Regions from separate parts of the Homo sapiens genome. Here region 1 is linked to region 2. Evidence: read pairs that join two places in POLR2A ChIA-PET (ENCODE). Cell type or tissue: K562. All regions are shown on one strand. Each heading gives the region's core, and the rest is flanking DNA. Links, peaks and the distances in the headings are about the cores only. Region 1 overlaps CCDC136 (coiled-coil domain containing 136). Region 2 holds the start of GARIN1A (golgi associated RAB2 interactor 1A).

Region 1 (5,371 bases), core at 289-5,288, 140 kb before region 2:
AGCCTATAGGTAACTGGCATGTATCAGTTTCTTGCTCATTTGGGAAAATCTCCCCAGGGCAGATACTCCATGATTTCCGGGCTCCCATTTCGGCTGGTTTCTGCACTTTGGTACATCCCTGTCTCCTTGGAGCAGTGCCGAGTGGGTTTCCAGAACACCCTGGCTCCCTACCACACCCTCTTCTCAGTCAGGTATACCTGTTATCCTGACCTTCAGGCTCAGTCCCCTCGCCCACCCCTAGTTCTAAAATCAGCCCCGGCCTTGAATGCGGCAATATGAAGAATTGGAATCAAAGTCTTACTATTAGTTCCTGTATCTCCTGCCCCAATTCTGAATCTGGCCTCTGGGCATGTTGGGCCTGGCTTCTTGGCTGCTGATGTCCAGGATGAGATCTGATCAGTTAAGGAAATATTTTATACCTGGTTCCCAGCTGTGTTACCCAGGCCTCCAGCCTGGACATCTGATGCCCCTGGAATATGATCCAGCCTCACAGTGTTGACTTCTGCTACTCCCTGGTTCTCCTTGTTCAGAATAAGATCTGAATGAATAGATTTGGCCTAAACCGAAACTGTCTACCTGCCCCTCCTTGCCCACGCTGAGACCTCAGAACAACTTTATCCCCCAACCCTGAAGAGAATTGTATGGTGATCTCCACCTGTGTCACCTCATCTGAATGACCTCTTGCTGGTACTTGAGAGGCATCAATTTTCTGGTCTAACCCCTGTGACCTTGCTCTGTTACTGCCACCAAAGTTCCAATGAAGATAGTGTGGTCAGTACTAAGAACCCCATATGCTAGGAATTCTTCTCTTGGAAATGAAAGGCCCCAAATTTGCCTCATAGAGAACACCAAAGGTGATAGATTTTGATAACTGAGAAGTGTACTTTTCCACTCAAGAAAAAGATGACATTTAGAGTCAGTCCAAAGGAATCCAAACAAACACCAAACTGATATTATACATCTTACTGGGAATGAGTCGAATGATCTGATGACAGACTTCTGGTCATCCCAGCTCTGCCCTGAGTGCTCATAGTGCTTCAACTGGGCACTGTGAATATCAGTGTGATAAAGGATAATGGCATCTAGGTGAGGTCCTCAGGCCGTATCTAAAAGCCACCTCTTAATGGAGCCTGTGAGTGGTCACAGCTGGTGAAAGGCAGGGCTTTTGCCTTATCCTTACCCCTGGCCAAACACGCCTTCCCAACTCTGACCCTTCGGCGGTGCCCACTCTCTCTGCCATGCTGTTGTGCTCAGGAGAACTGTCTCCCTACCTCTTGCTATGGTTACCTTGTTTCGATTACATTTGGAGGACTTAGCCAATTTGGAATCATCGGGATTCTCCAACACTTCCTGGAAATGAGACTCTTTGAAACGTCGCAGCTCTTCGTGGATCTCTAATTGTTCTTTTAATACACAGTCTTGGTTCTGTATCAGCTTCTTCTGTTCCTCCTGCATGCCTTGGTAGAGCAGCTGCAGCTCACACAGGTCTTCTAACTTGGTGAGTAGCTCCTGACTCTGAGGCGGAGTAGAAGGAAGGAGGCAAGGGATGGTGGTGGTCACACAGGAAGTCTGATGCCTCCTTGGTGCCTCATCCCCGTTGTGAACAATTCCCTGAAGAATCTCAGGGTTGACTTCACAGAGCCCATCTGGGGACGGGGGAGCCCTTCTATGGAGACCTGCTAAAAGTGGCAGTGGTCTCTTGTGTTGGGATATATTTTGTAGTTTACAAAGTGGCTTCAGGTGCATTTTCTCCAGATGGACTAAATACCTAAATATAAACTGCTGCACAGATTCCTGAGTATAAAAGGTATTTTAAGATTTAAAGCCCTTATAAGAAAAACTCTAATTGGCTCTATGGAGCTTTTTGGTTTGGGGAGAGTGGTGAGAAAGTAAGGAGTGGTTGGTAAGAGAAAAAGTTCAATCCCCACCCTTTTATTTTTCCCTAGTCACACAGGGAAGCTTCTCAGAGCAGCTTCCCCGCAGTTAGCAGCTGCCTGTGGCAGAGTTACCTTGAGTAAGAGGCCACTCTTTGGCAGTGGCAGTGTGAGCCTGTGCAGCTCTTCCTGCAGCTGGCCCTGCTCCTCCTGCATCCTCCTCTGATCCTCCAGGAGCTCACACTGCTCCATCTGCAGCTGCCCCATCTCCTTCTGGCTGGCCTTGTACTTTTCCTGCAATTCTGTCAGTCTGGACAGCAGTGTGTCACACTGTGGGTGGGGGCGGGTGTGGAGGGGGTGGTTACTCTGTAAGGTAAGCTTCTTGGGTGGCTAACAGAGCACTTCTGCGCTCTCCTGCCTCTTGTGATCCTCTCCCTGTGCAGTCACCTTGGACTGGTCACCCCAAGCCACAATGCATTCTGGCTGTTTAGATACCGATTGGGGATCCCCTGCAGGCTGCTCCTTCAGAGCAGGTTGCTCTAGACTGGTGGCTGGCCTTGCTCTAAACTTCCACCATTCCTTTCTGGGGGCAGTTTGATGGGGAATGCTATCGATGCCCCTTTCTCATTTCCCCCTTCCTCTTCTCCGGCCCTTTCCTTTATACACCATATTCCCACCCTGTTGGGAACTCTTAGCTCCTGTTATTCTCATTAACCCCAGTTGTTTTTTAATGCAACTACACTCCTTACAAATAAGGACTTAATTTCACCCTAATTTTTCCCATTTTTGCTTTCCTAATTCTCTCTTTAAATCTTTAGAAAGTATGCGCTATTGGTAAATTTGGGTTGAGAAGACTAAATCATCCCATTTCCAAAAACCCAGATCTTCTAATATCAGACAGATCTCAATGCTGTTTTACGGCTAGAGAAAAAGCAGGTGCTGTCTGCCAGCATGCTTCTCCTTTCCCATCATTTTTCCCATTAGGGGAAGAGGTGACGAGCAAGTCACAGATCACCTGGGCTCCTAAATTGAGTAGCAGTGGAAAAAGGAGGAAACGTGAGCCTGGATATAGAAAGGCAAAGAGACTGCTGAGGTGGCCCAAATAACCTTCCCAGTCCTCCGTCTCCTGAAGGCCTTTCCCCAGGGACAGGAACTACTGAGTTTTCTGGCAGAATGTGACCAACTCCACCATCGTTAGAGACTCTTGGGCCTCTTCTCCAACATGCTTCAACACCTTTCCATTTCCCATCAGTAATCAGGAGCTGAAAGTGCTCAACAGGATAAATGATAACGGCTTGCATTTTATACACTATGGAAAAGAAAAAAAATGAATAAGGCCTTATTTATCACTACCAGGATTTACTGCTAAAAGGAAGTGAGTTAAGAGTAGTATTCTCTTCCATTTAAAGAGGGCACAATTCAACCTTCCACAATTTAATTACTGGCAGGGCATGGCGGCTCATGCCTGTAATCCCAGCACCTTGGGAGGCCGAGGCAGGTGGATCACCTGAGGTCAGGAGTTCGAGACCAGCCTGACCAACATGGCGAAACCCGGTCTCAACTAAAAATACAAAAATTAGCCAGGCACAATGGCATGTGCCTGTAGTCCCAGCTACTTGGGAGGCTGAGATAGGAGAATTGCTTGAACCCAGGAGGCGGAGGCTGCAGTGAGCTGAGATCGTGTCACTGCACACTCCAGCCTGGGCGACAGAGTGAGACTCCATTTCATAAAAAAAGAATTTAACTACTTCAAAGTCACAGAATAAATCCTAGAAGAGCCTAGGTCCTTCTCTTGCCCAATCAGCACTCTGGGCACAAGACCGTACCCCTTTATAAGACCATTTGCAATCTGACCCAGAAAACTGGCCCCTTTCTCTAGTTCCAACAATAATATTTGTGTAATGGGCCCATGTATATGTTCCCCTCCAAGAATGACTAGATATCACTACAGTTCTAATACCATTGTATAAATGTCTACATACATGGAATCATGTGTAAAACTTTCAGGGGTTCAGACTGGGATCCAAAGGTATTGATCCTACTAAGCTGTGGCTCTGGCTCAAAGTCAAGGTCAGGGCAAACAATTTTGAAGTTAGCAGCATGTGGCCCTGCCTCTGCTTCCTGCCTAGGAAGGCCATCAAGCCCTTGGGTTGGGTGCCTTCACTTTTTGCCTCTGTACCTCTTCTCTCTGGAGCAAGTGCCCAGGAGCTGTCACCTCTCTGAACGACAATTACCTTATTAGCACACTTTCCTTTGTCCTCCGGAATGGGGTGGGAGGCCTTGAGCTCTTTCAGCTCCAGCTGGCAGAGCAGGAGGTCCTGCTCCAGCTGGTCATACATGTGCTTCTGCCGCTCCAGCTCGTCCTTGCTGGCCTGGTACAGCTGCTTCATCTCCTGAAGCTGAGCGTGCGTCTCTGTGTCCTGGGCAGGGGAGGCAGGCCTGGCCATCATCCCAGGCACTCCTGCTGCTGGACTCTCTCCTCCCAGGCGGGGACTAAGGGGACCCATCTTCCCTTGTCCTTCTCAGCCCCAATTTCATCCCAGCCAGGGATAGATACCCAAGATGGACCCGTCCCTGACAGGCTTGAAACACAGACCTTCCCAGTGCAGCCTTTCCAGTTAAATAAATAAATAAATAAATATAAAAATAATTTAAAAAGAAACACAGACCTTCTGGGGCTTCCTTTTTTGGGAGGTGGGGAGGCAAAGGGACTTCCTTTTTATATGCTGCTTTTCTGATTTAAAATCAAAGGAAGCTGAGAGCCTTGTGACTCCCCGAGGTCACCTTTCTCCTAAGCACCTCTTTGGCCCCCTCACTGCCAGCTCCTCCACACTCCTACCATTCCCTCTCGTCCTCTGTGCTCTCACCCTCACACAAGATGATGCCTGGCTACATCCTCCCTCACCAGGAGCTTCTTTTACCTTCTCATTGCTCTCTTTGAAGGAGGCCACCGTATCCCTGAGGTGCTGCAGCTCTGCCTCATGGCACTGCAGCTCCTCCTGCAGCTGCTGCTGCCGTTCCAGCAGCTTTTCCTTCTCACATGTGACGTTCTGGTGCTGGAGGTGCAGCTTCTGCAGCCGGCACAGTAACTCCTATGGTAGAGGGGGCTTTGGGCAGTGCCTTTGGGCTCCTTAACCCACTCACTCTTCTGTGTGAGTCACTTGAAGACACCAACAGTCTAAGATTTGCTTCTTCCTGCCCTTCACTTCCTAATGTCCTCATATCTAATGTAGTACTCGAGCAGGGCTGGAGTTCTTTACCTGTGGTGCTGCCTATGTGGTTGCTGGAATTATTTTTAACTCACTACTCTTATCCACCTTCCCCAAAACCTCAGAAGGATGCCCTTAGCACCTAAGTTGTCCCCTCACCTCTGGTTGCTGTTACCTTCTCACTCTGGTTTTCTACAAGTGTGGATTTCATGACTTTGAGCTGCCGGAGCTCAGTCTGAAGTTGCAGCTGCATCTTCAAGAGCTCGTTCTGCTCATCCTGGCTAGTAT
Region 2 (5,371 bases), core at 219-5,218:
TTAAGGTCATTGGCTGCAGGAACCCTGTGTCATTCTTCTCTGGGTCCTCTGTTTTATCTAACTAAAAAGATAACTGTTTTATCTAACTAAAAAGATGCACTAGCAAGAAAAAGCTGAGTGGCACTGAAGTTTTCATTCCCCCATCTTTGGGCAGGAGAAGCCAGCACTGGTTTCTAGTGGCCCAAAAGGGAGATTGTGTGAAGAAAGTCCCAGAAGGAGAGGAAAGTGAGGAAAAAGCTGTTGAATGGGGAAGACCCAGACAGCTTGAGTTGAGGGAGGTTTGGAGCACTTCTCCCAGGATGATGGAGGGGCTATCTTGTTGCTGGGTCTTGAGTGGAATGAGGACCTATTCTCTTGAAGCAGAAGGCGGCCATCACAGGACAGAAAGACTGGATGCCCACCACTGGGCACTGTGTCTCAGCTAAGACACCCCCCACCTCACTGTGCACGGCTGGCAGAAAAGCACCAGAGCTGTGGCCACTTAGGAGCCACAGGGACCTGGATAAGGAACATATGAGGAGGGACGCCTATGTTCCCAAGGCCAGAGGGCCTTCTCCCAATGCTCTACACTTTTTTTAGAAAATAGAGATGGGGTCTCACTATGTTGCCCAGACTGGTGTCAAACTCCTGGGCTCAAGTGATCTTCCCTTCTCAGCCTCCCAAAGTGCTGGGATCACAGGCATGAGCCACTATGCCCAGCCAATGTTCTAGACTTTGTAAAACTATCGACACCATTGCCCAGTCCTTGGTGGAACTGGGGATGAGGGAAAGCCCCAGGGATGACTGAAATGTAATTTCCCACCAGCCTGACCAGATGGTGTTCCCAGAAAAGTGAATTTTGATTTTGAAAAAAAAAAGTGACACTTCTTGGAGCCCTTGTTGAGGAATGAAATTCATATCCTCTGCAAAACACAAAGGGTTGTACACATTGAGAGTAAGTGCTCAATAAATGTTTGTGGGTAATGCTGCTTTGAGATGATGATAGTGATGGTGATGTGCAGGAAGGGGGAGAGAGGAAGCAGTGTAACTGTACTATAACAACTATAACTATAACTAATATGTGGGTTGCATCACTTCAAGTAAACTTTGGACTGTGTGCGGTCATTCATGCCTATAATCCCAGCACTTTGGGAGTCCAAAGCCGGAGTATCACTTGAAGCCAGGAGTTCAAGACCAGCCTGGGCAACATAGTGAGACCCTGTCTCTATCAAAAATTTTTTTTTAAAAAATCAAACTTTGAACTTTTCTGTGCGGGTCAGCCTCTCCCTAGCACATTCTAAGTTTGCTGCTACCCAGGTCACTTAGTGTCCATTCAGAGAATCTAAACAGTTTTAATATTAGGCCAAAGAAAACAGCACTTTGGGAGGCCAAGGCGGGCAGATCATGAGGTCAAGAGATCAAGACCATCTTGGCCAACATGGTGAAACCCCATCTCTACTAAAACACAAAAAAATTAGCTGGGCGAGGTGGTGCACGCCTGTGGTCCTAGCTACTCGGGAGGCTGAGATAGGAGAATTGCTTGAACCCAGGAGGCAGAGGTTGCAGTGAGCCTAGACCATGCCAGGGCAACGGAGTGAGACTCCATCTCAAAAAAAAAGCACACATTAAGAGAAGAAATTTGCAGCTGAATCATTACACCCAAATAGAAATGACTAGAAATTGGATCCTGAGACTGGACTTCCCATGTTATTGCTCTGTCTCCACCAAGGGTATGTTAGGAATGAGCTCGCCTCAGGTTTGCCAGCTGATCACCCAACTACACATCTCCTGGGGCACAGTAAAGGGACCGTGGAGCGGCAGGAGCCATAAACACAGCTCTCCAAAATCCGGGGACTCCATTAGGGAGCAGCTCGCTGCTCTGTGAAGAGTCTCCAAATTAAGCCCAAGACCCACCTCAAACTGTTCCCACCTTCTCTCCTATAACCCCTGGCTACTTTCCCATTCCATTTGAATGGGTCTGTGTCTTGCAGACCTTGCATTCCAGCCTCCCTGCCTTTCCTTAGGTACTTTGAAGCCCCTCTGTCTGGGATATCCTCCCCGCTGCTCTTCCACTTACCAAAATCTCAGCAGTCTCTCAAAGAATGGCTTAAGACCCTTCTGGAAAGCCTTCTTCAACTGCCAAAGTCCAGAGAGAATGCCTTGAATGAATGCCCCCAGCACCTGCTCTCTGCAGTCATGCCTGGTGCATCAGCTGGCCCAAGCTCTCTGACATAGAGCTTGCTTAGACAGTTACCAAATAACAGGTAAACCAAACTCATAGGCTTCCTGGCCAGGGACACTCTGATTTTTCTCTGCACCTCCTGCCCTGCACTCAGTAGATGTTTAGTGTGTGCTTACTGGCTGATTAACTGGTTATGCTCTCCTGCGCAGGAGCATGGGTTCAGGCTAGACCGCTAGAGGGAGGCAGGCAGCACCCGCGTTAAGACTTGATACTTACGAAAACGACCACCTTCCACTCCCAGTGGCCCCATCCCAGGCTCACTTCCATTGGTCATGTCACCACCATCCTTTTAGGGAATGGTAGGATCTGGGCAACACCTATTTACCCAGTGTCTTTGCTTTCAAACAAGGCTGTTTCTAAACCATCCCAGACTGAGGAGGATGGATTTCAGAGCAGAGTTTCTAACAGCAACCTTCATTCCCTGTAACCATCCACTTTGGACAAGTGGCCCAGAAAGGGCCTGTGAACCCTGCCTGGAGACTGAGCTCTGATCTCTCATTTGTAAAGCATAAATCAATTTCCCTAGAACAGATGACCTGCAGGTAGCTCTATCATACGGTAGGCACAAATGGAGGTGAACTTGGGACCCAGACCTTCTGGTTTTCTCTAGCTTTGGTGGCTTCTTTGTCCCCCCGCCCCCCCCTCCCCCAGGGCTTTAAAAGGCCACAGCATCTCCTAACCAACCCCTAGGAACAGGTTTTGGAAACAGAAAGACAGCTGGCCCTGAGCTCCACGAGGGTACCTGGATAAAGTTGCTTTCAAACACCACCGAGTTGGAGAACAAATTGAATTCTGGAGAATGAATCAGTTGACAAAGAAGGCCATTTTCCACCCCAAGTTCCACTCCAGGGCCTGGTTCCCTGACCTCAGGTGGGAGGCCCCTGATTTTACTCATTGGTTCTTGGTAAGAATGGGCTTGGGAACATTTCTGGGGCTCCACGCCGACCCAGCCCAATGCCAGGATGTTGATGTGATCTGCCCCCACCTCCCCAGCATTTCCTCCCCATTTACTTACGGGCTGTCCACCAGGGCTGGGAGGGCCTGTCAGCTCACAATGGCAGGAATGACATCAAGGAATGTGATGGTGACAACAGAAAAGGGAAAAAAAAAAGAAGAGGAAGGACAGAGGATGTGCCAGGCTCTTTTCTCCCTCTTTCCACCAACTACAAACCAGCAGTAATGCAGCCTATTCCACTTTGTAAACATTCAGCCTTACCCCACATGGAAAAAATGACCCTCCCAAAGTTATGCCAAGGCAGCAGTGAGCTGGCCAGATGCAAGGAAGGCTCTCGGGAACATACAGGCTTTAATCCTCTTGGCTCCCCTTGAAGCCCCTCACCAAACTTCCATGGGACTTGTTCACCTGCCCAGGGAAGTCTAAGGATAGGAAAAAGGGAGTTCATCTTCCCTACCCCATCTCATGGGAGAAAAGGAGATTTTTTTTTTTTTTTAAAGAAATGGACACCTGTTAACTAAACTGAGAAGCTTATTTATTTGGAAACAGTGGGCAAAGGAGAAGGCAGTGGCACAGTTGTATGCTGGAGCCAGACCAAAACAGGTCACGAGAGCTGGTTGTTACATTTTCAGGAATGCTACAAACCAGTTGTTAAACACAGCAATTATTAAAACTTTTTTTTTTTTTTTTTTGAGACAGAGTTTTGCTCTTGTTGCCCAGGCTAGAGTGCAGTGGCGTGATCTCGGCTCACCACAACCTCCGCCTCCCATCTTCAAGCAATTCTCCTGCCTCAGCCTCCCGAGTAGCTGGGATTACAGGCATGCACCACCACACCCGGATAATTTTGTATTTTTAGTAGAGACAGGGTTTCTCCATGTTGGTCAGGCTGGTCTGGAACACCTGACCTCAGGCGATCCACCCACCTCGGCCTCCCAAAGTGCTGGGATTACAGTCATGAGCCACCAAGCCCAGCCTTTAAAACTTAAATGATATAAACTTGGCTGGGCTTGGTGGCTCATGACTGTAATCCCAGCACTTTGGGAGGCCGAGGTGGGTGGATCGCCTGAGGTCAGGTGTTCGAGACTAGCCTGGTCAACGGGTGAAACCCCGTCTCAACTAAAACTACAAAAATTAGCCGGGTGTGGTGTGGGTACCTGTAGTCCAGCTACTTGGGAGGCTGGGGCAGGGCGATCGCTTGAATCTGGGAGGTGGAGGTTGTGATGAGCCAAGATGGTGCCACTGCACTCCAGCCTAAGCGACAAAGCAAGACTCTGTCTCAAAAAAAAGAAAAGAAAAGAAACAGTATACAGTGGTGGGCTGCTGCATATCTCTTCCCAGGGTGTGTTCAGGAACTTCATCTTGTTAGCTAGCTTGAAATCAGCAAGTGCTACAAATCAGGGTTTGATTTATTGTTCTGTTGATTGTCTAAACTAAAGTGATAGAGAAAATGTTAATTATGCAGATTAAACTTAAAGATGTGTCTGTAGCTATTATATTTTGGGCATAGAAAAATCTGAGAAAATAGCCTTCCAGTATTTGAAGACTTACCTAATTTAGCGAAGAAGTTGCCCACGTCATTGACAAATGAGTAAAGTTCCAATACACAACTTTGTTATTTCACTTTTGCCTTGCTCATTAATGTAAATCAAAATATCAACCAATATTCATGTCAGAACTATACTTGCTTGTCAGTTGCAATCATAGGTTGGCTAGAAATATCAGCGTTTGACAAAAATCAACAAAAGCTTTTGGTAAGAATCAACTGGTCATATGAAATTTACAATAAAGAGTATTATAAGGCCAGGTGCAGTGGCTCACGCCTGTAATCCCAGCACTTCAGGAGGCCAAGGTGGGTGGATTGTTTGAACTTAGGAGTTCAAGATCAGCCTGGGCAACATGGTAAAACCTCGTCTCTACAAAAAATACAAAAATTACCCGGGTGTGGTGGCACGCCCTGTGGTCCCAGCTATTTGGGAGGCTGAGGTGGGAGGATCACTTGAGTCCAGAAGGCAGAGGTTGCAGTGAGCAGAGATTGTGCCACTGCGCTCCAGCTTGGGTGACAGAATGAGACTCCCATCTCAAAAAAAAAAAAAAAAGGGATCCTAAAATTGTATATTTAAAAAGAGAAAAAGGGCTAGGTGCAGTGGTTCACACCTGTAATCCCAGCACTTTGGAAGGCCGAGGCGGGTGGATCA

Evidence for each region. ChIA-PET counts read pairs that join two places held together with the same protein. Peaks named below come from ENCODE experiments on the same cell type or tissue, not always from the same donor. Only the 100,000 strongest peaks of a DNase experiment are listed, where the experiment ranks them.
Region 1: POLR2A ChIA-PET joins it to region 2 with 6 read pairs; 2 of 35 experiments call an interaction of 5 or more read pairs at or near these places.

Annotation. Positions count from the first base shown.
Region 1 is chr7:128,806,283-128,811,653 of GRCh38, reverse strand. CCDC136 (coiled-coil domain containing 136) reads right to left here. Exons shown (of 18, transcript NM_022742.5): 8 at 5,259-5,371; 9 at 4,796-4,966; 10 at 4,109-4,294; 11 at 2,010-2,204; 12 at 1,288-1,515. Among named protein-coding and RNA genes, the nearest start is that of CCDC136, 17 kb to the right of the region's middle. In K562, for the core only: no CTCF peak of the experiment used is centred there; a DNase peak (open chromatin) is centred at 2,241.
Region 2 is chr7:128,670,143-128,675,513 of GRCh38, reverse strand. GARIN1A (golgi associated RAB2 interactor 1A) reads right to left here and starts at 3,222. Exons shown (of 5, transcript NM_001128926.4): 1 at 2,964-3,222. The coding sequence starts at 3,116. RefSeq lists a silencer at 2,301-2,360. In K562, for the core only: a CTCF peak has its summit at 2,382 (motif pointing right); a DNase peak (open chromatin) is centred at 2,383; H3K27me3 peaks cover 2,893 bases.